Linked DNA regions of Homo sapiens: region 2 is linked to region 1. The links are chromatin loops, found by intact Hi-C in ENCODE. Cell type or tissue: breast epithelium. All regions are shown on one strand. Each heading gives the region's core, and the rest is flanking DNA. Links, peaks and the distances in the headings are about the cores only. Region 1 has its middle 27 kb from the start of SCYGR1. Region 2 overlaps AGFG1 (ArfGAP with FG repeats 1).

What was found. Peaks named below come from ENCODE experiments on the same cell type or tissue, not always from the same donor. Only the 100,000 strongest peaks of a DNase experiment are listed, where the experiment ranks them.
Region 2: a loop joins it to region 1, with 7 times the contacts of the local background. A loop is called at or near these places in 3 of 110 quality-filtered maps.

What each region holds. Positions count from the first base shown.
Region 1 is chr2:227,407,130-227,422,881 of GRCh38, reverse strand. No RefSeq gene overlaps it. Among named protein-coding and RNA genes, the nearest start is that of SCYGR1, 27 kb to the right of the region's middle. RefSeq lists an enhancer at 11,073-11,272. In breast epithelium, for the core only: no CTCF peak of the experiment used is centred there; a DNase peak (open chromatin) is centred at 7,852; H3K4me3 peaks cover 279 bases; H3K27ac peaks cover 2,286 bases.
Region 2 is chr2:227,496,973-227,512,724 of GRCh38, reverse strand. The region is part of intron 2 of AGFG1 (ArfGAP with FG repeats 1); the gene reads right to left. Among named protein-coding and RNA genes, the nearest start is that of AGFG1, 33 kb to the right of the region's middle. In breast epithelium, for the core only: no CTCF peak of the experiment used is centred there; a DNase peak (open chromatin) is centred at 9,094; H3K27ac peaks cover 416 bases.

The sequences.
Region 1 (15,752 bases), core at 3,317-11,316:
TTTCTGAGATGGAATCTCACTCTGTTGCCAGGCTGGAGTGCAGTGGTGTGATCTTGGCTCACTGCAACTTCCGCCTCCCTGGTTCAAGCGATTCTTCTGCCTCAGCCTCCCGAGTAGCTGGGATTACAGGTGCCCACCACCATGCTCAGCTAATTTTTGTATTTTTAGTAGAGATAGGGTTTCATCATGTTGACCAGGCTGGTCTCACACTCCTGACCTCAGGTGATCTGCCTGCCTCGGCCTCCCAAAGTGCTGGGACCACAGGCATGAGCCACCGTGCCCAGCCTTTGCCACCTTTGTCATTGTTATCTGTCTGCCTCAGGATCCAATCCAAGGTTTCTCCTCACATGTAGTTGTCATATCTGCCCAGTCTCTTCTGGTCTGTGACAGTTTCTCAGTCTTTCCTTGTTTTTCATGACCTTGATAGTCTTGAGACATCCTGGCCAGGTATCCTATAGACTGTCTCCCAATATAGGTTTATCTGAAATTTTTTCCAGATTAGACTGGAGTTATGGGCTTGGGGACAGAATACAAGATAGGTGAAGTGCCCTTCTCAGCCACCTGGTATCTACTTGCATTACTGTTGATAGGAACCTTCCTATAATTAAGTTTTTATAAAAAATAATGCTCATCCTTTTATCACTCACATTTTATTGGTTTACATACTATTTCATTGAATAATGCAATCAGAAATATAAATAAAAATGTCATACACAGGACTGGGGACAAACACAACTGACTCTTGGTTAGTGTGAGTCTCACCTTGGCGAGGGGCTCCAACATAGGAGCATCCATCGCTGGGTTTTATGATGGAATGGGAAGCACTGGCTACTTCAATACTATAAGTTCATTAAGAAGCAAAATGAGGCTGGGTGCGGTGGGTCACGCCTGTAATCCCAGCACTTTGGGAGGCTGAGGCGGGCAGATCACCTGAGGTCAGGAGTTTGAGACCAGCCTGGCCAACATGGTGAAACCTCATCTCTACTAAAAACACAAAAATTGGCTAGACGTGGTGGTGGGCGCTTGTAATCCCAGCTACTTGGGAGGCTGAAGCAGGAGAATCACTTGAAGCCAGGAGGAGGAGGTTGCAGTGAGCCAAGATCTCACCATTGCACTCCAGCCTGGTCAACAAGATTAAAACTCCATCTAAAACAAAACAAAACAAAACGCCAAATGAGCATTAACCATTTATATTACAGATTGAGAGTTAGTTTGTTTATTTATTTATTTATTTATTTATTTATTTATTTATTTATTTATTTTTGAGATGGAGTCTCGCTCTGTCTACCAGGCTGGAGTACAATGGCACTACCGCCACCAAACCCGGCTAATTTTTGTATTTTTAGTAGAGACGGGGGTTTGCCATGTTGGCCAGGCTGGTCTCGAACTCCTGACCTCAGGTGATCTGCCCGCCTTGGCCTCCCAAAGTGCTGGGATTACAGGTGTAAGCCACCGCGCCCAGCCCAGATTGAGAATTTAAATCTCTCCCTCTGGTAAGTGGAGGTGTGTGGAGAGATTCTATTCTATTGGTTATTGTCTTTCCCTCCTCCCTGTGACCTGGCACTCAGTACAGTGCTTGGCACACAGTGGGAACTCATTACGTATTTCCTGAATGAATAAACAGAGGAAACTTTAGGTATGTGTCAATCACGGTCCAATAAGGAGATAGAAAATGCAACAGTTGGCCCGTCGCTGTGGCTCATCCTTGTAATCCCAGCACTTTGGGAGGCGGAGGAGGGCAGATGAGTTGTGGTCAGGAGTTGGAGACCAGTCTGGCCAACATGGTGAAAACCCGTCTCTACTAAAAATAAATATATGCAAAAATTAGCCAGACATGGTGGGCGCCTGTAGTCCCAGCTACTCGGGAGGGTGAGACAGGAGAATAGCTTGAACCTGGAAGGTGGAGGTTGCAGTGAGCCAAGATAGCACCACTGCACTCCAGTCTGGGTGACAGAGAGACTCCGTCTCAAAAAAAAAAAAAAAGCATGAGTTGTTTGAATAGAGAGGATTTAATTGTTAACTAAGCATAAATTTGCTGATAACATAAAATGCGCTAGGTAACATAAATGGCAAAAAGATAACGCAAAACTACCCTGGAGGTAGAAACTAGAGGAAGCAGTGGGAATTGGGGAGCGAAAGGAAGAGGCTCAAACTATTAAAGCTTAGATGTTTGGAGGAAGAGCCGTGTGGAGCTGAGCACCAGATTCTTAAGGAGGGCTACTGTACGTTCCAGCTGAGGTCTGCGAGGGGCTGTGAGGGGACCAGTTCTACAAGCATTGAAAATATTGCAGACTGGCTTCAGTGGTGGACTCGGGAAGGAACTGGTGCTACTGCTGAGCATGAAATGGTTAATGCTCATTTCACTTCTTAATGAAGCATTGCCTGGGTGCCATTCACAGGAGCAGAAAGTGGTCAGGAAAGAAGAGGGGCTTCCTCCTCCTCCGGCTGTGCGGTCTCTCTCTTGCATCTCCCCATGGGAAGATGGGAAGAGCTTCAGAGGGAGCCAGCTCCAAAGCGAAAATGGGGTTTGCAGAGGCCCAGCCCCCGAATCACAAAGCAGAGTACAGAAGGTGGGGCAGGGGCAAGGTTGGAGTTGAGAAATACAGCTTATTGACTGGCCCAGGCACAACTCAGGTCACAGTCATTGTTAATGCGGTATTTCACTACCTCATTATCCCCTTCAGCCTAAGCTGAACTTTTACTGCACTACTGCAGGGCCTTAGCCTCCATTTCTGGGCTCCATTTTTTTCTGGTGTCTTGGGGAGGCCCCAGATGTGTCTCAGCTATAGTAGGAATGTCTCTGGAGTACAGTTTTCAGCACTGTCCTTGTCTCCAGGCCAGTAACTAGGGCTGTCTGATGACCCTGGCCAGTAGGGCTCATCTCACTCCATCCATTAGGAAGCAGTTCTCTCATCTCTAGGTTCTGTCCTTAAATGTGCCCATACTCAAAGTTATTTGGACCCAAGGTGTAACATGGTTAACCAGACAATTCTTTTAATTTCACATAAGGTCCTTTCCTCCCCAGACCATTGACATGCTTCCATTTTTCTGGCCAGGTCAAGGGTGAGTTCAAGGGCAGGTGACTCCAAATTTAACATTTGTGACAATAGTCACAAATGGAACAGGCCTAAGCTGAACCTTTGCTATCTATCCCAATCCTGGAAGCCCATTCAAACTATGGATCTTGGCCTGGTGTAGTGGCTCATGCCTGTAATCCCAGAACTTTGGGAGGCCAAGGAGAGCAGATCATTTGAAGTCAGGAGTTAAATACCAGCCTGGCCAACATGGTGAAACCCCATCTCTACTAAAAAAAAAAAAAGATATATATTAGCCCGGTGTGGTGGCACATGCCTGTAATCCCAGCTACTCAGGAGGCTGAGGCAGGAGAATCACTTGAACCGGGGAGGCAAAGGTTGCAGTGAGCTGAGATGGCACCATTGCACTCCAGCCTTGGCGACAAGAGTGAAATTCCATCTCGAAATAAATAAATAAATGAATAAAATAATAACAAAAAGCAAACTATGGTTCTATAGATATCTATTTTGACAGTAAAATAAAACACAAGTTGATGAACTTATAAACAGATAGCAAAGTGAAACCAAACACTTTAATATAAAAATACATTAAATATTTGGTTTAATATGTACTTTTAAATATATACAATTTTTTTTTTGAGACAGAGCCTCGCTCTGTTGCCTAGGCTGGAGTGCAGTGGCTGTGATCTCAGCTCACTGCAACCTCTGCCTTCCCAGTTTCAAGCGATTCTCCTACCTTAGCTTCCTGAGTAGCTGGGATCACAGACGTGCACCACCACACCCGGCTAATTTTTGTATTTTTAGTAGAGACGGGATTTCACCATGTTGGCCAGGCTGGTCTTGAACTCCCGACCTTAGGTGATCCACCTTCCTCAGCCTCCCAAAGTGCTGGGATTACAGGCATGAACCACTGCACCCGGCCCACAGATTTTTAAAATATAATATTTTGCAAATTTTTTTGAGCAGATTTTTCTTCATGGGCTGGAATGATTGAGTCTTCCTAAAACATTAGTCCAGTAGAGGTTAGACTGAAGATGCCTTCCTTTCCTGGTAAAACTCAGCAAATATAGATGTTCTTCACTGCAGCAAGGACTTTCAAATTGAACTAGAAATTAAGTTCATCTTTCTCAAAGAAAAGAAAAAAAAAATACTGCAATGCATCAAGCACCAAAGCTTCCAAATGGTTTGGATGGCAAATGCTGAGAGAAGAGATGGGAGGAGAATAGCAGTTCCAGGATAACATCACCCATTTCTTGCTAGGTATTTCATCAAGGTTAACTGCCTTAATGCTATTTGCTAATCTTAACTAATTTTGAGGGGAAAAATCTTCTATGTCCCTATATTAGCATCTGTAGCTTACCCCCAAATTCTGATATGATAACAACCAGCTCATTCCTATAGAGATCAAATCATTCACTGCCTAGGATATAAACATTTTACTGAGGCTGTTCTTAAGCATTTCAAAGTGAAAAAAAAATAATCCGAATAGGGAAGGCACAGAAGATTTTCAGGGCAGTGAAACTATTCTGTATGATACTGTAATTGTGGATACATGTCATTATACATTTGTCCAAATCTTTAGAATATACAACACCAAGAGTGAACTCTAATGTAAACTATGGACTTTGGGTGATAACGTGTCAATGTAGTTTCATTGATTGTAAAAAATATATCCTCTGGTGTGGGATTTTCATAGTGAGGCAGGCTGTGTACAGTGGCAAGGGGCATACAGAAACTCTCTGTACCCTCCTCAAAATTTTGCCATGAGGGAACTAAGCTATGAGGACACAAAGGCATAAGAATATACAACGGACTTTGAGGACTCAGAGGAATGGGTAGGAGGCAGGTAAGGAAAAAAAAAAACTACACTTTGGGTACAGTGTATGCTGCTCAGGTGATGGGTGCACCTAAATCTCAGAAATCACTACTAAAGAACTTATTCATGTACAAAAATAAATAAATGAAAAAAATTTTTCTGTGAACCTAAAACTGCTCTAAAAATATAATAAAGTCCATTAAGAAAAAGAAACTTTAGTAATGGCTTTGCTAAAATTATTGCTTGGTTCAAAGGAATCTACCATGATGATTTTTTTTTCTTCTAGAAAACTCTGTGGTATCTCTTTCAATTTAGCATTTATTGTTCACTTCCACTCTTTCAAGCCAAATTCACCATACCTAAGAGGGGGTGGTGAGGGTTATATATGTGGGAGTGCTGGTCACCAGACATACATGGGCCTCAGTTCTGATCATCCAGGAACCTACATGTCTTAGTCCCTTTAGGCTTGTACAACAAAAATATCATCAATGGGGTGGCTTAAACAATAAACATGTATTTCTCACAGTTCTGGAGGTTGGGAGGTCCAAGATCAAGGTGCTAGTAGGTTTGGCATCTGGTGAGGGCCCATTTCTGGTTCATAGATGGCCTCTTTCTCCCCATGCCCTCAACATGGCAGAAAGAGAACAACAGAGCTCTCTGGGGTCTCTTTTATAAGGCACTAATACCATTAATAAGGGTTAGGCCGTCATGACTTAATCACCTCCCAAAGTCCCCACCTCCTAATACCATCACCTTGGGGGTTAGGATGTCAACGTATGAATTTGAGGAGGACGCAAACATTCACTCACCATAGACGTAGGCCCTTCACTGTCAGGGACCAAGTCTGATTTGCCTTGGCCCTCCCCGCACCTAAGGTGGTACTTGGCACACATTATTTGCTTCATAAATGTTTACTGAGTGAATAAATGATTGAACAAATGAGAAAAACAAATGGAGATTCAAGAGGCGAGGCATTTATGGAGAAAAGATTTGAAGAAAAAAGAACACAGAGATGGCAAAGCTTGTATTTTTAGTATCCCTTCATCTGTTCCTTGGCAACTCCTATGTGAAAAGTGGCAGAGACAGAGTCAGGAAGCCTCGCTCCAGGTTTAGAAAACATTGTCAGGGTGGCAGAAAATCTAGTCCATTCCTTCCTGCTGACCCAACTCAGTCAACAGTTCCTTGCTTGGGAACATGAGGTTCAGATGCTGACATTTTTAAACAGCTGTGGCTTAAATAACCCCAAGAATTTCAGTATCCAGAAATAAAGGGAAGAGAAAAACTGGGTATGAGACTGGGTAAGTCAGATACAGCCACAGAAACGCACGGGGGAAGACCACACCTGGAAGCAAGGTTTTGCCATGAGGAATGATGAACACCAGTGAGTTCAGACTAATTTCGACCTTCACCCTTGCCCTTCACCCCTGCCCTTCACCCTGGCCATGGAGTCTCACCAGAGCAGGAGTCATTAACAGGGGTCCTATGGTGGGGTCCAAACCACAGGCAAAAAAAAAAAAGAAAAATCTGTGTTTTTATTTTTTTTTATTTGAATTAGTTGCCAAGATTTAGAAATTAGGAAATTTCACATCAAATCTGGATTTCCGGCTTCTTGTGAAAAAGCAGAAGATTTGGGAACAGCTGGCCTATGTTTCCTCATAACCACAATGGGCTGGGGGCGGTGGGGCGGAGGACGGTGTTTTCTCTGCCTAACTGGCTTCACTCCTTAACCCACGCTCCTGGACCTGCAGACACCGGTATTGGCAACCCTTGTGTCTCTGGGCACTACCCTGAAGAGGCCTTCAAGGAAATGAAGCTGACTGTGACGGCTGACTTCTGCAATATATTTCTGAGAGGATAAAATTATACTAACGAGCCATTCTGTTGAGTAGAAATCGAAGCTTCCTGGAGCTTCTCAATGATAAGCTCAAACAGTGAATGTCACAATACTATAATTGTCTTGGGTGATGTAAAGATACAAGGGCCAGTTATACATAAGACCAATTGTTCCTCTCTTTGCTCTGATCTGTTTGGCCCATTCTATATCATGTATATATCTGGGTCACATGTCCAAATGAAGGTAGGTTTTATCCACATTTATAAATGATTATGAGTTTACCAAAACTCAAAATAAGAAAATGTTGCTGCGAGAAATGGTCTAAAAAATTGGCTGAATTATGAAATTTGTACTTATTTGAAATACCATTTCCTACTGACATTTCCCTTCCGGCTGCCTTGGCATTAATGTAAGAATTATTTATGACTCAGCATTTCCCCACAACAGCTGCCCACAGGGCAGAGCATGAACTGAAGAAAAGAAAAGAACCATGCTGACTTTACTGTTTGAGCTCCAGCCCTCCTGGCTGAGGGGAGGCAGCCTGCTCTCAGGGGGTAGGGCAGGGAACAGGAGTCACTGGTGCTGACTGGGGTTCAAATCCTGACTCTGGGATGTACCAGGTATATGACCTTGAAACAATTGTCTGTATCAGGGATTGGCGAATCATTTCTTTTTCTCTTTCTTTTTCTTTCTTTCTTTCTTTTCTTTTTTTTTTCTTTCTTTCTTTCTTTCTCTCTCTCTCTCTCTTTCTTCTTTCTTTTTTTTTTTTTTTTTTTTTTTTGAGACAGGGTCACACTCTGTAGCCCAGGCTGGAGTGCAGTGGCACGATCATGGCTCACTGCCGTCTCAGCCTCCTAGTTTCAAGTGATCCTCCTGCCTTAGTCTCCTAAGTAGCTGGGACTACAGGTGCATGCCAGCATGCCTAATTTTTTTTTTTGGTTGGCGGGGGCGGGTCGTGGGTATTTTTTTGTAGAGATGGGGTTTTGCCATGTTGCCCAGGATGATCTCAAACTCCTGAGCTCAAAAGATCCACCAACCTTGACCTCCCAAAGTGCTGGGATTACAGGTGAGCTACCATGCCTAGCCTTGGCAAACAATGTCTGTGGAGAGCCAGCTACTGAATATTTTTGGCCTTGCTCACCATACAGCTTCTGTTGTAACTACTCAACTCTGCAACTTGTGTAGTGCAAAAATAGCCAATGGGCTGCTAGGGCTGCCATAACAAAGAACCACAGATTAGGTGCCTTAAGCAACAGAAATTTATTTCCTCACAGTTCTGGACGCTGGAAGTCCGACAACAAGATATTGGTAAGGTTGGTTTCTCCTAAGGCCTCTCTCCTTGGCTTGCAGATGGCCATCTTCTCCCTGTGTCTTCACGTGGCCTGCCTTCTGTGTCTGTCTGTCCTAATCTCCCCCTCTTTATCAGGATTAGGGCCCACCTTAATGACCACATTTTAACTTATTCACCTCTCTAAAGACCCTATCTCTATCTCCAGATACAGTCACATTCTAAGGCACTGGAGTTAGGACTTCAGCATATTAGTTTGGGAGGGACACTATAGTTAATAATAATATTGTATTGTGGCCGGGCACAGTGGCTCACACCTATAATCCTAGCACTTTGGGAGGCTGAGACAGGAGGATTGCTTGAAGCCAGAAGTTCGAGACCAGCCTAGGCAACATTGTGAGATTCCCGTCTCTACAAAAGGTATAACATAAATTTAAAAAGAAATTAGCCAGGTGTGGTGGCACAAAACTGTAGTCCTGGCTACTCAGGACACTGAGGTGGGAGGATCGCTTGAGGCCAGGAGTTTGAAGCGGCAGTGTGAGCTGTGACTGTCACTGCACTCCAGCCTGGGCAACAGAGTGAGACCCTGTCTCTAAGAATAATAATAATTATAATAATAATGTACTGTATACTGGAAATTTGCTAAGTGAGCAGTTGTTAGGTATTTCTACCACACACAAAAAGGTAGCTATATGAGATGAGGGAATGTGTTCATTTCACTGTAGAAATCATTTCACTATAGGAATATTTATTCTTTTTTCTCTCTCTTTTGGCCTGATTAAAATTTTTTAAAAAGGAAATCATTTTCCTATGTTTATGTATATCAAAACATCATGTTATATACCTTAAATATATACAATTTAAAAAATTAAGTGTCAAGGAGGAGGATAAAATTCAGCCCATAATACGTATGTAAGTGAATGGGTATGGCTGTGTTCCAGTGAAATCTCCTTTACAAAAACAGGCCCTTGCAAAATAAATAAATACATCATAAATAAATAAATAGGCCTCCAGCCAGATTTGGTGTGTGGGTCCTGGTTTGCAGACCACTGGGTGATACCATCTCCATTCCCTCCCTTCCCACCCTTTCTCATCTGCCTGTCATCAGACTCTTGCTCACATCATGCCACCTAAGGACCTCTCCCCAGGGTCACCTATGACTTCATTGTCACCTGTTCATCTCTGCGTCCTCCTATCTCTGGCCCCTCAGCAGTGTTGGCTCTGCACACATGATTCCTTTGAGAGCTTTTCTCCACTGGATTTCACATGGCCACAATTCCTACATTCCCTCCTGCCTCTCTCGCCCGCTCCTTCCCGGGCATCTTGGCTGGCAACTCCTCCCCTTCCCAGCCACTACGTGTTAGACTTCCTTAAAGCTCAGGGCTGGACTCCCTTCTTTTCTTGCTGTGTAATTTTTTCCAAGATGATCTCATCGACACCTACAATTTCAATTACCTTCTGTAAGCCAATGACTTCCAAATATATAGTTCCAGCCCGTACCTCTCCTCTGAGCTCCTGCCCATGAATCTAATCGCCTCCTTCCCATTTCCTCTTGTCAGTGTCTCTGTAACGTCTGTGTTGTGTGTCCTGGCTGTTTATGATTTGCTTTTCTTTGACAACTATAATCTCCAGGGTAAGTTTAGTTCCCTTCTAAAACCATTTCCTCGGGCCAATCTTCCCTGACCTGCCCTCCCCGCCCCACAGTCTATGCCAGACCCTCTTTCACTTGCTCTCCAAGCACACTGAGTATTTCTTCTGTATTCTTCAGAAATCCTGGTCTCTTACACCTCTTGGGTTCATTGTTCTCAGGTGGACAGTAAATTCCACAGGGCTAAGTCTACCGCCTTTCTCTTAGTATCGGAGCACTTAGCCCAGAGCCTGGCACATACGAGGGCCTCAGTAAATGCATATGGGATGATTGAAAAACTTTAAGTAAACTAATCAAACCCTCTGAGATACTGAGAATTGTTGTTTGATTTTAGTTCAGAGTATTTTGTATTGGGCTGTGCTTGTTTAAGTTGTAACCCTCAAGAAGGTTTCCTCTGTTTTTATATATATATATATTTGCCATCCCTTCTGTTTTCCTAAATTCTACCTAGGTAGAAAACTGAGATGGTTTCAAGAATGAAACACACTCTACTCGACAATTCTTTAGCTCTTGCATTTGACAAAAGGGATCAAGTTCTAGAGGATAGACCCTCTAGAGGCAGTAAATGCTCAACTATTTACTAAGTGTGTGACCTTGAGGAAGTTATGTCACCTCCTTTGTTACTCCCTGGGTTCTTCATCTGTAGAATGATGCCACTAACACCTACCTGTGTCACATGTATAGTGTATGCACAGGGTCTGACACAGTGCCTGGCAATAGTAGAGGTCCCCTATTTGTTTAACAGATTTTTTTTTTGTGCACTCAGAAATGGGACAGATACTGTTTCGGGCACTGAGGATACAGCAGTAAATGAATCAGACAGATCCTGCGCTCAGGGGGCTCACATTCTAGGGCAGGGGGGAGGTAAGTGTTGGTGGGGGAAAAGACAGGAAAGATAAAGCCAGATAAGAGCATAAAGATGAATGGGGTAGAAGTGACGGTGTTTTAGCTGTGGGGATCAGAGAAGACTCCCATAAGGTGAACAGGAGTAGGAGTCAAAGATATTCATTCCTCTATTCCTTTGCTCCTCTGCAGGGAGAAATCCTACTTCCCGTGGTTACTAGGGAGAATGCCTCACTCTAACTCATTTCTGTCTGGGTGGGAGCAGTGCCAACAGAAATAAGAGATGGGTTTCAGGAGGCTCTGGCCTTGATAGGCATATGTCATCCCACCCAGGGAGTGCAATGCAAGGTCTTGTTGGTTTCTTTATTCCATAATAGTTGATATGCAAACTAGATTAGGCACTGAGAAATGCTTCTGTGTGGCCGGGCGCGGTGGCTCATGCCTGTAATCCCAGCACTCTGGGAGGCTGAGGCGGGCAGATCACTTGAAGTCAGGAGTTCGAGACCAGACTGGCCAAGATGGCAAAACCCCGTCTCTACTAAAAATACAAAATTAGCTGGATGTGGTGGCACACACCTGTAATCCCAGCTACTCGAGAGGATGAGGCTTGAGAATCTCTTGAACCCGGGAGGCAGATATTGCAGTGAGCCAAGATGGTGCCACTGCATGACAGCCTGGGTGACAGAGCAAGACTCCGTCTCAAAGAAAAAGAGAAAAGAAAAAGAAAAAAAGAAATGCTTCTGTGTAATGGAACTTCTGTTTGGGGAGCAATAGGTAAAAATAAAACCCTAGGAAATCCCCAGGTCTCTCTCAATGGGTTTGAGGTAAGAGTTGGCAGGTTGGTTTCGCCTCTGCTTGCCTGTGGGCAGAAAACCAAATGAATCAAAAGGCAGCCAGAATGGAATAACTAGCACCTTAAGATGACACCAGGAAACCTTGAGGGTTTCGCAGGCCCTCAGGATCTAAGCAGACAGTATGACTAATTTGTCTGTGCCCTAGACTTAGCTGCCTGTCTTCCCACACTTGTGGCTTCTCCTGAAAGAGCAGGAATGGCTGTGTTGAGTTGTTGCCCTGCAAGGTTGGACTTGAATAAAATTCAAAACACTTCACATCTTTGGGACTTAATAGTTTTTCTGAAGTAAGCTCCATACAGTTTCTCCTGTATAGTCAATGGGAGGGAATAAGGAAGAATGGGATATGTCTCCCTCCAAGAACCCAGGCACATTGCGTAGCATTAATAGACCCAAACAAAAGGATTCCCCTTCTTTCTCCAGAATCCCTCTTCAGCTGCACAGCTTGCAGCCACGAGAAGGTGAGTCTCTGTTGTGGAGAGAGACACATTTGGCTGACTAGGGGTACTGAGAATTGTCAACCTATAAATAAAGCATTCAGTCAGAAATTGTTAAACTCAGAAAAGCAGCTGAGAAATTAGTAACGGTGTTACTACGTTAAGATTTAAAGAGCTGGCCAGGCACGGTGGCTCACACCTATAATCTCAGCACTTTGGGAGGCCAAGGCGAGTGGATCACCTGAGGTCAGGAGTTCGAGACCAGCCTGCCCAATGTGGTGAAACCCCGTCTCTACTAAAAATACAAAAATTAGCCAAGTGTGGTGGCACATGCCTGTAATCCCAACTATTCAGGAGGCTGAAGCAGGAGAATCGCTTGAGCCTGGGAAGCAGAGGTTGCAGTGAGCTGAGATTGTGCCACTGCACTCCAGCCTGGGTGACAGAGCAAGAGACCATCTCAAAAAAAAAAGAAAAAAAAAATTAAAGAGCAAAGCAAGGCATGTGCCCGTAGTGCCAGCTACTCTGGAGGCTGACATGGGAGGATGCTTTGAGCCCAAGAGTTTGAGACCAGCCTGGGCAATATAGCAAGACCCTATCTCTAAAACAAAATTAAATTTAAATTTAAAAATATTTATGGAGCTGAGGGTTTTTAGAAGTATTTTACCAACTTACAAATTCTTACAATTTAGCAGCTCCAACACAGGCAGAGGGCAGATACACAAGAATCACTGCCAGTCACGAGGCTGAGGAGAATTTCAACACTGGTATGCATCTGTTCCTGAGGCCAATCCCTTAGCAAGGAAATCAGACACTTCTTTCAGATGCCTAAAAGTATCAAACACAAATATTTATGCGTCCAGGTATTAAAATTCATCAAAGGACCTTTCAAGTCGTTATACTAGCTGCTGTTGTTCTGTTCAACTCTAAGTTTCAGGAGCTTAACAAGTGTGTCCCAGACCCAGCCAATTCCCTAGACCACCCAATGTACCCGCAGTGGCCAAATGTCCCCTCTTGGGGTGTGGCCAGTGAGATTCTCAACTAACTTTTCTTCTATGTCTTAATAACACAAGACCTTCTATCCCTCCTTTTTTTTTTTTTTTTTTTTTTGAGATGAATCTCACTTTGTCGCCCAGGCTGGAGTGCAGTGGTGTGATCTCGGCTCACTGCAACCTCTGCCTCCCAGGTTCAAGCCAGTCTCCTGCCTCAGCCTCCCGACTAGCTGGGATTACAGGTGTGCGCCATCATGCCTGGCTAATATTTGTATTTTTAGTAGAGACGGGGTTTCACCATGTTGGCTAGACTAGTCTCGAACTCCTGACCTTAGGTGATCTGCCTGCCTCAGCCTCCCAAAGTGCTGGGATTACAGGTGTGAGCCACTGTGCCCGGCCGTATTCTTCCATTTTTAAGATTTGAGGCCCTTCTCTTAATTTCAAAGGGAAATGACTAAGAGGTATAACTCAGGAAAGACGAGCTGAATGTTAAGGGACAAGAAACGTCAGACTCCAGAGTATCCACAATGCTTCCAGACTGATTCTAAGTCCAGTCACATTTCTGTTAAGAGTGATCTAACAAGAAGCCAACAAATTATCTAGTCTAGAATCAGGGCTTCAACTGGACAGACCATTCAATACATTGAATATATGTGTGTGTGTATATATATGTGTGTGTGTATATATATATATATATACACATATATATATATACTTTTTTTTTTTTTGAGACAGAGTCTCACTCTGTCACCCAGGCTGGAGTGCAATGGCACGATCTTGGCTCACTGCAACCTCCACCTCCAGGGTTCAAGCAATTCTCCTGCCTCAGCCTCCCAAGTAGCTGGGATTACAGGCATGCGCCACCAAGTCCGGCTCATTGCCTGGCTAATTTTGTATTTTTAATAGGGACAGGGTTTTGTCATGTTGGCCAGGCTTGTCTCAAACTCCTGACCTCAAGTCATCCTCCCGCCTCATCCTCCCAACGTGCTGAGATTATAGGTGTGAGCCACCATGCCCAGCCACATTGAGTATATTTTAATGTATATTTAATATATTCCTTTTCAGAACTTACCTAGATTTAGAAATTTTAAAAAGATGCTCTCAAAAGGCATATGAAGACTATCTCTGCTAATTTATACAGAGACAGTCTCTAGAAAGATGTAAACCACTAGTACCCAGGGTTGCCTCCGTTGAGAGGAACTGGGTGCCTGGGGAATGGAGGCGAAGAGAGTATGGAGTTTTTTCCATTTGTATGAACCTTTTGACTTTTGTACTGTGTGTATGTATTACCTACTCAAAAGTAAGTAATTTTTTTTTTCTTTGAGATGGAGTCTCGCTCTGTTGCCCAGGCTGGAGTGCAATGGCGTGATCTTGGCTCACTGCAACTTCCACCTCCCGGGTTAAAGAGATTCTTCTACCTCAGCCTCCCTAGTAGCTGGGATTATAGGAGTGTGCCACCACCATGACCAGCTAATTTTTGTATTTTTAGTACAGATGGGGTTTCACCATGTTGGCCAGGCTGGTCTTGAACTCCTGACCTCTGGTCATCCACCTGCCTCGGTCTCCCAAAATGCTGGGATTACAGGCTTCAACCACCGTGCCTAGCAAAAATAGGCAATTTTAAAATTATATGTGAAGAAAAATCTGTAAATGTTTTTGTCATAACCCCCCACCCCCAACCCACCACCACCATTTTTTTCCTGTAAAAATTTTTTCAAGGCCTGAGGAAAATGATGAATTAAACTTTTCCTGACAGGAAAGACAACATCTGAAAATTCTGCCTGATAGATAGAGAGAAGCATCCTGGCAAGAGACACGGAGCTGACAGACGAAGAGATGCACGTCTGACAGAATTGGGACTATTCACCCAAAGTGAGACAAAGTGAAATGCCAAGCACATTGAGAATCTCTTCCTTCTTACTGTCAACGGATTCACCTAATCAAAGCACTTTTAGTCACTGCATCCAATTTCCATCCTCATCCAACACATGGTGGGGTCTTTTTCTCGTTTCTTCTGAGTTGACACACACAAAACCCAAGAGTCCCACTTTTGGCGAGGAACGTGTTGCTGTCAGCTTGCATTTGTTACCGCACATTGGTTCCCCGTGTCCCAGTAATGACCCCCTGTAAAGGCCACTGGGCAAGAGAATTGCAAGATCGAGCGAGGCGGCGGGAATTACAGGAAAGGATTAACGGCAGAACAGCCTGTTGCGACAGCGAAAAACAGCCCGAGGACAGGGGCGTGCTCCCATCTGACAGGCGGAAGTGTGCCAGGGTTTATGTATTAGGTCACAGCAAGAAAGCTATTTTTGCTGTGCCCTCTGACCTTCTGTAGAAGGTGAGCCCCAAGATGCCTATGATACACACCAGACTTTTGCAGGCTGCCCTGACTCAAGAGGGAAGAGCAGATGCTGACTAGTGCAGGGTCCTGTAGAGTTTGGGAATCCACCATTCACAACAGGATGAAAGGATTTTCATGGGTGTTGCCATCTGCTGGGTATGTGTGTTGGCAGCGGGGAGTCATTTACTAAGCAGATGCAGCCTTTCTGTTCCTCCTTCCTCAAACTCCAATTTAAAAAATAGCTAGTCCGGGCACAATGGCTCATGCCTGTAATCCCAGCACTTTGGGAGGCCAAAATGGGAGGATCTCTTGAGCTCAGGAATTTGAGACCAGCCCGGGCAACATAACGAAATCCTGTCTCTACAAAAAATACAAAGATTAGTTGCGTGTGGTTGTGAGCACCTGTAGTCCCAGCTACTTGGGGGACTGAGGTGGAAGGATCACTTGAGCCCAAGAGGTTGAGGCTGCAGTGAGCTGTGACTGCACCACCGCTCTCCAGCCTGGGCAACAGAGTGAGACCCTGTCTCAAAAAAAAAAAAATAAAAAAAATCTAATGGCCAAGTAGGCTTTAGAATTCTAAAAAGCTAGCAACGAAAGGAAACATGGTGCTATTGGCAGAGATTTGAAGTAGCAGTGGTCTCCCACAAAAGTGCTATGATGTACAGAGACT
Region 2 (15,752 bases), core at 4,537-12,536, 89 kb before region 1:
GTAATCAATATCCACTTTTTGGAAGTAGAAAAACTGAACAAAAATAAATATTAACAAACAGTAAATACCATTAGAAGCTCTCTAAACAGGTACCGTGGACCTATACAAAATTCTATTACCAACATATTATTTTGCCCTAAAAGGAATAAACGAGGGAGAAAAAGTCCATACTCAGAGAAATAATCTCAAATATATGCCATGACTCAAGTAAAATACTGGAAAAACAAGTACATTATTAAGTACATTATTAACATTTCCTACACGGATCCAGCCTACATTACTTTGACTGTATTGCTAGACCACCAGCTGATTAGTATTTCTGACTGACACATATCTAAACAATACATAAACTGAATGATGCCTGCACAAACAAAAACACTATCCACATGTGCTTTATACAAGAGAAACTGATGGTTTTGCATTTACATACATCTTTTTTAGGAACTTTACAGTATACTCTATCTTAACATTTGGTTTTATAAAATGTGCTAGCAAGAATTAGAACTTATGCAACTGAGTAACTAAAAATAGGCACACACAAGCTGTATGTGAGATCTCTGAGGCATAGTGCCTTTGTGAACCAGCCACATAAATGGACAGGTAAGGTAGTATCAGACTTAGGCGATATGAAATCCGACTTGTTTATTTTGTCCTAGGGTTTCTTTAAAAGTAATTTATTTAAGCACAAACTACCTTATAACAGCTTCCTTAACGTAAAAATCAAATTCTTCATCACAGCCTATTAGGCTTAACAGAATGTGACCCCTGATTAGCCCTCCAAACTAATTTCTAAACTCTTTCCAGCCTACTGGCCTCCTCAGAAAGTCTTCCCTAACCACCCAATCCAAAGGGACAATAATCCCTCTACCAAATCGCAGATACGCACTCTCACATTATTTTCACTACCTTTATCTCATAATTTTTAAATGCTATGTCATGAGGCAGGAACCTCCTCTCTGATTCAACACTATTTGTATGCTTGGTACCTGACACACAGTAAGCACTTAATACCTGGTGTATGAGTGAAAGCAACTTCCTTAACAGCCCTCAAATGTATGCACAATAGAAATTCTCTTTTTTCTTTTGTTCCATCTAAAATATACACACTGACCTAGAACATTTAGTTCCCCAACTTATTTAGGTAGAAATAATAAATTCACTGATCCAAATTCTCACGTCATATACAGCCAGGGATCAGCAAACTGGGCTAAATCTGGGGCCTATGTGTGTAGATAAAGTTTTCTTAGAACACAGTCACACCCACTTGCTTACGTATTGTCTATGACTACTTTCAGCTACAACATCAGCATTAACTGCAACAAAGACCTTATGGCACCCATAAAGCCTAAAATATTTACTATCTGACTCTCACAGAAAAAGTGTGCCAACCCCTAACATACCTACAACCATGGACTATGCTACCATCCCAGCATCCAAGACTAGTAACAATTTAAATAGGATAATAAAAACCTGTTTTAGAGGCATATCTAAACAATACATAAACTGAATGATGCCTGCACAAACAAAAACATATTAGAATGTGCACAGGGAATAACATAGAGAGATGGGCAAAAACTTTCCCCTGGAGGAAGAACTTCCCAACAGCAAGGACTATCTGAGAGCCAATTTATTATACATACTGATTCACTTGATAATATAGGAGAAAAAGTACCAGAATAAGTTTTGGTGAAAGATTAATAGGTATTTAACACTTGTTTTCTAAGTAACTACTAAGTACAAAGAAACAGAAATGATAAAACATTTGAAAAGGGATTAGGAAATCTCACAAAGGAAAAAAAAGAAGCAAATATTTAGAATACTAGAGAGAAATATAATGCAATGGATAGTAAGAAAACTTACTTGCAAGTATCTGCGTTGTGAAGGAGAGCAACAACTCTAATTCAGACATCTACCATAAGGACTTAGTAAAGGGCAGCACACACAGCTCACATACCCATACCTTATTTCACTTAAGGTCTCTAACATCAGAACTGTGTTCTAGATAGGATGAAAAGAATCGAAACCCAGCTATATTAGCTTGGAGAAAAACAGATTTGCAGACAGCATACACCAAAGCACTCCACCAAAATAAAACAAATACTTCATGGGAACCAGGAATGCAAACAGGAAACTATCTGGGACCTGGGCAGTCTGAGTGCCTATCTCCTAAGCCCCCTCTCAACTCACCCCTCCACCAAGACATAGTTTATCATTTTGCTTCTCATACTATGTCTTGTCTCCACTCTTGCTTCTCTAAAGTACTACTTTTTGTTTGTTTACTTGTCAGCCTGCACAGAGCCCACTACATACAATTTTTCAGTTCAGATGACTCGTTGTTTTGAATACAGCCTCTGTGAACCTTAATTCAATTTCTGAAGAAACAGGACCTGATAAGTCACTAGCCCCAGGGTTAGGTGTCCATTCCTGGTACAATCAGGGGTGTGGATGTGTGTGCGTGTGCATGTGTGTGTGTGTATGTGTGGTGCTGTGTTTCGTGGTTTTCCCAGGGCAATAAGCCTTCTCTTCTTTCAGTAAGGAGCATGAGTACAGTAAGCACCCCTCCCTACCCCCCTCAACACACAGGTTATTTATGAATGAACTTTGTAAATTACAAAGAGCTTTATAAATTTAAGACTTATTATTAGTGAAGTCATAGTAGTTTCAAGGAAGATTATCATCTGCCCAACTATCTCAAACTAAGATAACATAAGTAAATTACCCTGTATGGTATGGTGCCTGGCACAGAACAAGGGCTCTGCCTTTTAATTTTATTTACTCTGCCTTTCACGAGTTTCCTTGTTTTATCTAGTTAAATATATCAGTTTTTACTTTGTGACTTCTTCCATTGCTTTCAGTCTATAAAGTTCTTCTGCATTCAAATGCTAAATATGTAGTTGGCTATTTGGCTGTATTTTCTATAGTAATCACTCTTTGTGTTTTACTGTTACCCACCCCCACCATGTATACATCCTTAAACATTACAATTTAGTTCTGCTTGGTTTTTTAATTACAAAATAATTTATTTTACAGAAAAGTTGATAGTGGAAACACATCCCACATACCCTTTACCAAGTCTCCAACGGTAACATTTGCTTTATCATTCTCTTGAGAAAAATAATTTTTTTAATGAACCATTTAAATTGGTGACATAACAAGCCTTTTACCCCTAAATGTATATTTCCTAAAAATAAGTACGTTCTTTTACATAACCATAGCACAATTATCAAAATCAAGACATTAATATTTTATATTATCTGATCTAAAGATTAGTCAGTAATCTTAATAATGGCCTTTATAGCAAAAAGAAAAGGTTTTCCTTGTCCAGAATCCATTAACTGTCTTGTCTCTTTTAATGTGGAACATTCTTTACTCTTTCTGTCTTTCATGACTATGATATCTTTGAAGAGTACAGGCCAGCTGTTTGGTGGTATGTCTCTTCCTCTGGGCTTCCTCATGATTAAATTAAAGTTACGTATTTTGGGGAAGATACTATGTAAGTGACGTGTCCTTCCCAGTGTATCATTATGAAGAAAGATACACAACATCAATTTGTCCCAGTACTGGTGTATACTTGGATTATTTGGTTAAAATGTATCTTTATCCATTTAAAGTCACTGTTTGTCCCCCTTGGGATTAATAAACATTTTGCAGGTAGATCTTTTGAGACTGTTTTCTACATGTTTATGGCTTCCTTTATGACTTACATTTTAATGCTAAAATTTTTCTGAAATTTTGGTGTATCATGTCAGGTAACATTCTAGTTAATTTTCCATTCATTGAATAACCAACTTCCACACTGAATGCTGAAATTCTTTTGTTTTACAAGATCATCCACATTTATAATATATGAAGGTTACAGTATATCTCAGGATCTAATCTACAGATCCGTGCCTATCCTTGCACTAGTTTCAGGTTGCTTTAATTATTGACTATTTACAAACAGTAAATAATTTTACAAATTATTCCCAACTAGTTTTACTTTTCTGTTCTTTTGGATGAGCTTTAGAATTATTTCCTAAAAAGAAAAAAAAAAAAATCCCAACAGTGTTTCCATTCCAATTGTTCTAAACTTACTTTGTGACGCCTCTTAAAGCAAAGCATTCTCACTCCCAAAGATATTATGAATCTGATATGCAAGGTTTCAAGGAAAAATTAACCAAAGGTGTGTTCTTGCCTCCCTACCTCACATATAGATGTACACACAGAAAAAGCTTTACATTTTTTACATTTTCCAGAATACACCTGGAACAAACAAGGAGTTGAGCAAGGGAGTAGCAGAAGAGGGCTAGCTTGTTTGGTCATATAACCTTCAGAAATGATTAAGAACTTTATATTTTGTCTTGATATGAAGTAAGAATTGTTTGTGGATTATCTATGGTTTAAGGATATCATCAATACCAGCCACCTCTTAAAACAAATACACTCATCCATTATTTAGTTCAATCTAGGACTCAATCATAGTGATCTATTTGTACTGATACTCTATTGTCTTGTTGTCCTGGTGACTGAAGGCATGCATTTGTGAGGCAGCTGACCGAGGTTTAGAATGTAGTCATTGGCCAAGGAACAGAGAGAATTAGCACAAATTCAAAACAAGCCCCTGAAGTAAACCACATTTGTACAATATTCTATGTAAATAAACCAAGAGGTGGGGAAGAAACAGTTTTCTTTCAACATTTCTGAATACACGGGTGGCTCACAGGTTAATTAAAAAAAAAAAAAGGAACATTCAGGCAAAGCTCTTCTAGGTAAAAACAAGATTTGCAGAAGTTTTAAATAGGTTTCAAAAACAGATTACCTCATTGAACAAAGAGGGGAAAATTTGGGCATCAGCAAGAATAACTGAGTGAAACATATCAAATAAATAAATTCATAGTAATTTAAAAAAAACCTAATTGCTTGCTGTTGGAAATGTTATGAAACTATTTTGAAGAGTTCAATATTGAAGACCACAAATGGTGGTGCACCATATCTACTGATATTTATAAATAGTTTTAATGTTCTTAAAAGAAGAATAAAACTATTGCATCTTAATGTAAATAACTTTTATTTATAAAAACAGCTTTTTCCAAAACAAAAAAAATTAGTGAAAAGGCGCTTTTTTTTTTTTTTTTTTTTTTTTGAGACAGAGTCTCGCTCTGTCGTCCAGGCTGCAGTGCAGTGGCGCCATCTCGGCTCACTGCAAGCTCCGCCTCCCGGGTTCATGCCATTCTCCTGCCTCAGCCTCCCAAGCAGCTGGGACTACAGGCATGTGCCACCACGCCCAGCTAATTTGTTAGTATTTTTAGTAGAGACAGGATTTCACCATGTTAGCCAAGATGGTCTCGATCTCCTGACCTCGTGGATCCACCTGCCTCGGCCTCCCAAAAGTGCTGGGATTACTGTTGTAATTTTTGTAAACTTCATTAATGCCTTGTTAGGTAGGAGCCAGCTGATTTCTCATCTGCTTCCGCATTTTTATGTTATGTAGCTTCTGGAAAACTCTGTATACCCATGAAAACAGGAGTAAAAAAACAGCAAACTGAGTCTCAGTATTATTAAATTTTTTTTTTTAACTTTAAAGAACCTCTGAAAAGGTCTCAAGGATCCCTTACAAGTCCCAAACTGTACTTGGAAAACTACTGAGTTAGACTATCACCATTTTACAATTGCTAATTAGTGGATGTAGGCACTGAGCATTAGCTGCTAACATGACCAAAAATTAAAACTTTTAAAGTGGTTTTTGATTAAAAAAACACCACACAACCTATGAAATAGTGGATCTTTCCCATTCCTGAAATTAAGCCTGAATCTTAAGAAACTACTACAGCCAACCACCGGTTTATAGGTAACTGGGAGAACAGAGGAACGTTGACACTACGTGGATGGCATTAGCAAAATCCAGAAGGTGGAATAAATGACTTGGTTAGCAGGAGGGCAGAGAATAAGAATGAGTGACTGGAGAGGAAACTTAGAGGATAAAAAAAGACTTAAAAGGGCGAGCAGTGTAGATTTCCACCAGTAGTGGCAAAAAGCCTCAGGTTAAAACCCCAACTCTCCAGCAGATAACAACTATAAACTCTGGACAAAGTCTATTAAGACACTACAGAGCAACCACAAACAAGCTGAAGAGGAAAGAAACAGCACTAGGTATGTGCCTATGTGCTTTTTTTTTTTTTTTTTTTTTAAGGAACATCACTTGAAAGCAGTCATGCAGGGCTGCTAAAACTCAAACAGAAATACACAAGCCTTAAAGCTTAAAGTACAAGAAGACAAGAGGTTCACCACAGCCATAGCAACTGGAAAGTGAGGGCTAAATCCCAGAAGAGAGATGGCCAGAGAAAGAAAATAGGTACCACAAAACTTGCATATCCACTTTTCCCAAGTCTCTGGCTCACTCCTGACCTATGTGTGCATGGGGCTGACTTCAAACAGTTCAATTAAAGAACTGAGCAGATTTCAGCTGGCACTCATCATGGGAGCAGCAGAATTTGCTAAAGTAAAAAACAAAACAATTAAAACCAATAGTTTATGAAGGAACAAAACAGAATCCAGAGGCACTACATATACAAAGAAACAGGAAATTATGACCCATAATCAAAAGAAAAATCAAACAGCGACAGATTCTGCAATGATAAAGATTTTAGAATAAGCAGGCAATAACTTAAAATAGCTAGTATACTTATATTCAAAAACATATTACAGGCTGGGTGCAGTGGCTCATGCCTGTAATCCCAGCATTTTGGAAGGCCAAGGCAGGTGGATCACGAGATTAGGAGTTCAAGACCAGCCTGGCCAAGACAGTGAAACTGAAACCCTGTCTCTACTAAAAATACAAAAATTAGCCAGGCATGGTGGCGGGTGCCTGTAATCCCAGCTACTCGGGAGGCTGAGGCAGAGAATCACTTGAACCTGGGAGGCGGAGGTTGCACTGAGCCAAGATTGTGCCACTGCACTCCAGCCTGGACGACAGAATAAGACTCCGTCTCAAAAACAAACAAACAAACAAAAAAAACAAAATAAAAAGACCATATCATATAAGAAAACATCCTTGCAATAAATAAAAATGAACAAAATCTGAGCAGAGAAATGGAAACTCTAGAAATAACAGAAAAAATACAAATGCTAGAGATGGAAAAGACAATATCTAAAGTTAAAAATTAGAGCTTAGAGATAACAGAAGAGTGAGCTTAGGATAAGAGAGAAATTGTCCAATCTGGAAAGTAAAAAGATGGAGGGAAAAAAATTAAGAGCCTCTGGAAACTGCAGAACAGTATCAAAATGCCTAACATCCATGCAATTGGAATCTCAGAAGGAGAGCTGAGAGAGAATGAGGCAGAAAAAATATTTGGAAGGAAAATGATAAAATTTTCCCAATTTGGTAAATGAAAAATGTACAGATTCAAGATCATCATCAACCACAAGTAGGATAAATACATACACATACACAAAGCATATCCAGGTGCATCACAGTCACATTCTGAAAACAAAAATAAAGTGTTTCACAACTACCCATCACTACAAAGAAAAAACAATATAAGTATGAGATAAAGTAAATTTCAAAAAAGAGTATTATCAAACATAAAAAAGATATTACATAATGGTGGCATAATCAAGAAGACATAATAATTATATAACAGCACCAATAATAAAGTTTCAAAATACATGCAGCAAAAAATGATGTATTTATTACAGAAAAAAATATGTAAATCCACACCAGCTGTCCAATTCTATCTGCAGTTGCTTAACTAGACGAAATCAGTAACGTGGATCCACAACATCTAAACACCATCAATCACAGAGCTATAATTGTCATTTATAGAACACTACACCCAACAACTTCAGAAAACACACTCCTTTCAAGTACACACTGTACACTCACCAAGACAGAACACGTGCTGGACCATAAAGAGATCTCAATAAAAAGGAAAGCAGTGAAAATATATCAAAAATGTTCACTGATGATACAGAATTAACTCAGCAATCAATTACAGAAAAGGACCTAGGAAAACCTCAAATATGTAAAAATTAAACCACTACTTCTAAATAAATCAATGGGTCAAAGAAGGCCCACAAGGGCAATTAGAAAACATTTTGAACCAAATGATAAAATACATCAACATTTGTATAGCACAGTTAAGTAGAGCTTAGAGGGAAAATGATCACTTTAAAATGTTAATAGTTGACAATATGAGTTTGAACTGTGCATGTCCGCTTAAACACAAATTTTTTCAATAAAAGTTACACCAAGTTGGCTGGGCACAGTGGCTCAAGCCCATAACCCCAGCACTCTGGGAGGCCAAGGCAGGCGGATCATTTGGGCCCAAAAGTTAGAGACCAGCCTGGGCAACATAGTGAAGCTCTATCTCTACTCAAAATACAAAAATGAGCCAGGCGTGGTGGTGTATGCCTGTGGTCCCAGGTGCTTGGGAGGCTGAGGTGGGAGAGTCACCTGAGCCCAGGAAGTCAAGGCTGCAGTAAGCCATGATCCAGCCACCGCACTCCAGCCCGGGAGTGACGGAAGTTGAGACCCTATCTCAAAAAAAAAAAAAAAAAATTTACACCAAGTGTCCCTGCCTCTTCCGCCTCCCCTCCACCTCTCCAGTCTGTTATCTCCAAGACAGCAAGACCAGTCCCTCCCTCCTCCTCTTCCTCCTCCTCAGCCTACTGAACACAATCTACTTCCACTTAATAAACAGTAAATACATTTTCCCTTCTTTATTAATGTCTTAATAACATTATCTTTCCTCTAACTCTGTATTCAAAGAGCAAGCTGTAGAATCAATGACCTCAGGTCCCACCTTTAGTAAGCTAAAAATGAGGAAATAACCCAGAGTAAACAGAAGGAAATAATAAAAGAGCAAAGTAATTATAGATCCCATACACATTAAGAGAACAAGACTATTATGAATAACTTTATGTCAATAAATATGACAACTTAGATGAAATGAGCAAATTCCCTGAAAAGTACAATTTATCAAAACCAATATGACAAACAGATAATCTGCACTGTGGTCATTTTCACTCTCCACCACAGTGACACTCAGATCCTGGTGTGCCTTTCCAACTTCCCAAAGAGCCCAGTCATCTCAATTTGGGCAGCTGGTCAAAGGTGACTGAGTCATCAACTCCCAGATTCCACCACTTGGTGCCCAAAGCTGCCAACAGTGGAGGGAGAAATGAGGAAGGAAGGGAGAGAAAATCCAGCTTGGTCTCCATGTCTCACAATGGTAGCTCAATCAGGTAGACCATATAAAAACAGGCAACAGGCCAAATTTGGCCCACAGGCTTTAGTTGGTCAACCCCTGACCCAGAATATCTAACGCAATCTTTAAAAACAGAAAACTGAAGGATTTGTACTACCTGACTTCAAGATTTACTAGGAAAGCAGAGTAACCAAAAGACAGTGTTGTATGGCATAAGGGTTAACAAATACACAAATGACACTATATAATAGAGAGCATATAACCCGTAATTATACGGTCATTTCTTTTTTTTTTTTTTTTAATTGAGACAACTTCTCACTTTGTTGCCCAGGCTAGAATGCAGTGGTGCAATCACAGCTCACTGCAGCCTAAAACCTCCCCAAAGCTCAGGTGATCCCCCCACCTCAGCCTCCCAACTAGCTGGGAATACAGGTGCACACCACCATGCCTGGCTAACTTTTGTATTTTTTGTAGAGACAGGGTCTCACCATGTTGCCCAGGTTGGTCTTGAACTCCTGGGCTCAAGCCATCTGCCCACCTCTGCCTCCCAAAGTGCTAGGATTACAGACGTGAACCACCATGCCCTGCCTGGTCATTTCATTTTTGACAAAGACTCCAAAGCAACACCGAGGAAAGAAAAGTGTTTTCAACAATAGAGCTAGAAGTGTATATATTCATGTAAAAATATGAAACTCAATCCCTATCACACCATACACTAAAATTAATTTGAGATGGATCACAGATGTAAATGTAAAGCTTCTAAAATAAATAAGATTATCCTCATGATTTGAGAGGAAGCAGATTTTTTAAGACAGAGAAGAGGAACCATTCACTATAAAACAAAAAACTAATAAATTGTATTTCATCAAAATGACAAAACTTCCGCTTGCCAAAAGATATCAAAAAGAAAATAAATGAGGGCCAGGCATGGTGGCTCATGCCTGTAATCCCAGCACTTTGGGAGGCCGAGGCAGGTGGATCACCTGAGGTCAGGAGTTCCAGATCTGCCTGGCCTACATGGCAAATCCTCATCTCTACTAAATTACAAAAAATTAGCTGGGACTGGTGGTGTGCGCTTGTGGTCCTAGCTACTCGGGAGGCTGGGGCACAAGAACCAACTGAACCCAGAAGGCGGAGGTTGCAGTGAGCCAAGATCGCGTCACTGTACTCCAGTCTGGGCAACAGAGTGAGACTCTGTCTCAAAAAATTAAAAACAAAAAACAAAAAACCACAGACTGGGAGAAAATATTTACTAAGGATATATCTGACAAAGAAGAATGAACAAATTATAATTTATTCATAGAATAGAAGCCAATACTTGGTAATAAACAGGAAAAAGTACAAGCATCCACGTGCATAACTCTCAAAAGAAGGTTTACTTTGGTTGGGCACTGTGGCTCAGGCCTGTAATCCTCGCACTTTGGGAGGCCAAGACAGGTGGATCGCTTTAGTCAGGAGTTTGAGACCAACTTGGGCAACACAGTGAGATCTCGTCTCTACAAAAATAAACAGTATTAGCCAGGCATGGTGGCACGCACCTGTAGTCCCAGCTACTTGGGAGGTTAAGGTGGGAGAACTGCTTAAGCACAGGTGGTCAAGGCTGCAGTGAGCTGTAATCGCACCACTGCACTCCAGCCTGGACAACAGAGTAAGAACCTACCTCAAAAAAAATAAAAAAGGAAGGAGGGTTATTTTAAAAATCACATTTTAACTTACTTTATATGAATGTGAATAAAAAAACAAAACAGTGCCTCAGAAGTAGACTCCGTCTCTACTAAAAATAAAAAAATGGGCCACGCGTGGTGGTGTATGCCTATGGTCCCAGCTGCTCAGGAGGCTGAGGTGGAAGAATCACCTGAGCCCAGGAAGTCAAGGCTGCAGTAAGCCGTGATCCAGCCACTGCACTCCAGCCTGGGAGTGACAGAAGTTGAGACCCTGTCTCAAAAAATTCAGGGAAGGACTGAATAGGAAGAAGTGTCCAGTGACTGTCTGTAATGATGTTTATGTGTATATTTGTATAGGGCTTTGGATTACCAAATTGGAAGCAATGATCAAAACTCATCCAAAAGTACACTTAAGATTCTTAAGTTTCACTGTATGTAAATTATACCTCAAAAAATTGAACGAATACTGAATTCTAATTAATGATAGATATACTGGGTTAGGCCCAATGGCTCATGCCTATAATCCCAACACTTTAGGAGGCCAAGGTGGACAGATCACCTGAGGTCAGGAGTTCAAGACCATCCTGGCCAACATGGCAAAACCCCATCTCTACTAAAAATACAAAAACTAGCCCAGCAAGGTGGTGGGTGCCTGTAGCCCCAGCTACTCTGGAGGCTGAAGCAGGAGAATCTCTTGAATCCAGGAGGTGGAAGTTGCAGTTAGCCAAGATCACACTACTCCAGCCTGAGCGACAAGACCAAGACTCTGTCAAAAAAAATTAGGCTGGGCACGGTGGCTCACGCCTGTAATCCCAGCACTTTGAGAGGCTGAGGTAGGTGGATCACCTGAGATCAGGAGTTCAAGACCAGCCTGGCCAATATGATGAACCCTCGTCTCTACTAAAAACACAAAAAATTAGCTGGGCGTGGTGGCGAGCGCCTGTAATCCCAGCTACTCAGGAGGCTAAGGCAGGAGAATCACTTGAACCTGGGAGGCAGTGGTTGCAGTGAGCCAAGATCATGCCACTGCACTCCAGCCTGGGCAACAAGAGCGAAACTCTGTCTCAAAAAAAAAATTTTTTTTTTAATTTAATTTAATTTAAAAATAAAAAAGATAGATATATTGCAGTTTATACAAGTAATGTGAACTAATGTTTTGAGCTTACTTTGAAATATCAGATGGACTGATGAATGGATACAGATATCTGCTGAGGCAAATATAGCACAATGTTTATTGTACCTGTATAATTTTTCAACTTTTATGTATTTGGAATTTTCCATAATAATGTTGGAGGAGGGGACGAAAACAGGCAGATCTGGCCATTGTGCTATGGCTCTGAGCATTCTCTACCCAAGTCCAGAGTCTTGCTGTAGCTACCTAGGACAGCAGGTTCTGAGAGACAATGTAGCAGATAGCCAAACCAGGCTCCCTGCAGGCAGACAAGCTGGTGAACCACTGCTCACCTGCCATAAGACCTATGACACTATGCTGCCATTAGATGGCACAAAGCAGGACAAGTTCTCCTATCAAAAGATAACTGCTCACAGACACTCCATCCTTGGAAAGAACCTAGGATCACAGGCCAGTATGAGATTGTCCTTGGGGAAGTAGTGGGAGTCATGGTCCAGTAAGAGACTGACCAAAAAATATCACCCAAATCAACAAGAAGTTCTTGCAGGCATGGCCTTTGGCTACTACTACCCAAACCTTAAACATCATTACCAATTCCTCAAAAACCTATGAGGCTGGAGGGCCTGTTTGTTTTCTTCTTACCAGCTCATAACGTACCCCATAACCACATGGCATACTCTGTTGCCAAAATGAATGTCAGCTGCCGTCCTGACAGACAAACAGGCTTCTTGTCCTGCAGTAAGAACCCAACATCAATTTTAAGGAGACTGAGTAGCAGCTGATGCCAGAGCAATGAAAAAGACACAGGAAAAGGACTACAACTCAGATGTGTACCAGGTAGCACTCGGGCTGCGTCCGTGTCCCATAAGGCACTGAAGTCACCTGAGCTGCTATGTTTCCCAGGGACTTTAAGCCGGCAGGGGCCCCAGGTTATAGATTATCCAGCTCCAGAATAACTACCTGGCCTGAGGCCCCTAACACAAACCTCTGCCTGAATCTATGCCACATACTACTAATACAGGTCCATTCCAGTCCAATCTTTGTAGGTGTCACTGTGATCCATCTAGCCTCCAATCCCTTTTTTTCTTCCTTTTTTTTTTTTTTGAGACAGAGTCTCACTCTGTCACCCAGGCTGGAGTACAGTGGTGCCATCTTGGCTCACTACAACCTCTGCCTGCTGGGTTCAAGTGATTCTTGTGCCTTGGCCTCCAGAGTAGTTGGGATTACAGGCACACGCCACCACGCCCAGCAAATTTTTGTATTTTTAGTAGAGATGGGGTTTTGCCATGTTGCCCAAGCTAGACTCGAACTCCTGGCCTCAAGTGATCTGCCTGCCTCAGCCTCCCAAAGTGCTGGGATTACAAACATGAGGCATGGTGCCCAGCCAAGCCTCCAATCCTTTATAAGCAATACAAAGTTTTAAAGCCCATTTTAACCACTCGATGTGTGGATATTACCTGGATCCTCATTCAAACAAACCATTAAGAAAAAAAAAAGAAAAGTAAGATACTGATGAACAACAGAAAACTTAAAACACTGACCAGATGACTAGATTACTGTTAATTGTCATAGGGACAAAAATAGCACTGTTGCCATATATATTTTAAAGTCCTTGAAATTTACAGATAACATGAGAGTTGAGTTTACAGATGAAATTTTATGTCTCGCATTTGCTTAAAAATAATAAAAAGACAGCCATGTGTTGATGGAAGTTTGTTACATTATCTACTTGTCTAAAGGCATGAATAACTCCACAAAAAAACTCTTTAAAAAAGAAACAAAAGCATCTAATGATTTATATTGTTTTAATTCGAGTCAAGTAAGATTTTTTAGAAGATAACACACAATGGCAAGAAAAAAACAAGCTAAGAGATTACAGGAAGCTAGAATGGTAAGGCAAACAGCTAGAAAGAAATACACTGTAACCTGGAATATGTAATGTAAAAAAAGTTAAGTAAACTCTCAGAGTAGTTACAAACAACATCTAGCTTCTTCTATAAATCTCTGGGTTTTCTGTCATTCAAAAAGACCCACGGATTATGATATGTTCAACACAAAGACATGTCTACATTTTCTACATTTTTGTTAGTGTATTTCTCTGAAAGCCAACAGTTAACATCAAATAATATACTCTAAATATTTTCAACTTTACTAAGTTACTACTGACTAGATTCAGCTAATATTTAGAAGAGCCATAGCACCATACCTTCCTTTCAAAATGCTTAAAAGGCCAGACGTGCATAAATATGCAGACACTAAATAAATATCCCTTAAATAATAACAATAGTGTGCTTTAATATTTTAATTGGATGGTTTTAAACCTGAGATATCCCTCTAGGAAGCTATTCCCTCAAATAATTAATTTTGTAGTTTAAAATGTTTTTCAATGTATTATTAGTGAATGTTTTCATTTATTAATACCATCATACTGACTGAAATTCTGCAAAAATTTATCTCCACCCTAAATTCAATTCAAAGCATGCCATGTTCCTATGTGATACTTATTTTCTGTGTTTAGGAATCAACTGGAAAAGTATCTTTGCCCATAAAAGCACGATCTTGGGCAAGTTACCAAACCTGGGGAAAAAAATTTTTTTTTAATTTTAAAAAATAAAATAAAACCATGATCTTACATCTATATAATACATCAATTTTCAAAATGTTTTCCTATATACTACCTTCAAATCAACCTCATGAAATAGGCAAAACAGATATTTCCCACAGATTACAAAGGAAAATGAAGGTCAGGGAAAAGTGGTTTCCCCAAGGTAACAAGGTTCATAAATTAGTGGTAATCAAACTAAACCACGGATTTTTTTGAGTCCTAGCAAATTAGCCAGGCATGGTGGTACATGCCTGTAATCCCAGCTACTTGGGAGGCTGAGGCAGGAGAATCACTTGAATCTGGGAGGTGGAGGTTGCAGTGAGCCAAGATTGCACCACTGCACTCCAGCCTAGGCGACAGAGTAAGACTCCGTCCCCAAAAAAAAAAAAAAAAAAAAAAAAAACAAAACAAGAAAGAAACTCATTTGGCTATATATGCTTGTGCATTTTCACTGCTTTAGGTATAATTAAGACGTATGCAAGATTATGCCACAGAGATGTCTATAATGTCTTGAGGGCAGTAAGACCAATACAGAAGAAACTAAGAGCAATAACAAAAAAAATTTTTTTTTGTAAATCTTACAGTGAATGTTATTTTTTAAACAGTTTAAAATACATATGGGGGTGTTAGTATCTGAGGTATAAAAACTCCTGAAAGACTGATGGGATTAGAAGAGAAAAGTCAAGCAAAAATAAAAGCCAGCATTGGTAAAATGGCAAGAAAATTAGAATACAGATAGCACATGTGGAAAACAAAACAAAGATCATTGTAGTTAAAACATTTCTGCTGGCAATAACGTCATTACATTAAGAAGTCAGGTCATAAAAAGATTTACATTGCAAGCTGAAACGTTAAGAGTTCTATACATCTTCAATCTGCAGACCAAACTGGGTCATCACTAGCCTGTTTTTATACTGCCTTAATCTAAAGATGGTTTTTACACTAAAGAATTGTGTGTGTGGGGTGGGGGGGGAAGAGGGGGTGAATTTCAAACAAGGATATGCAACAGAGAATACAGGTGGCCCACAAAGCCTACAATATTTACTATCTGGCCACTACAAGCAGTTTGCCAACCCCTGCCATAGGCAACAGAATAGCTGTAAATCCTGAATTAATGAGTATATAACTTAACTCTGCCACTCTACATGGCAATATGTTGTTACTAA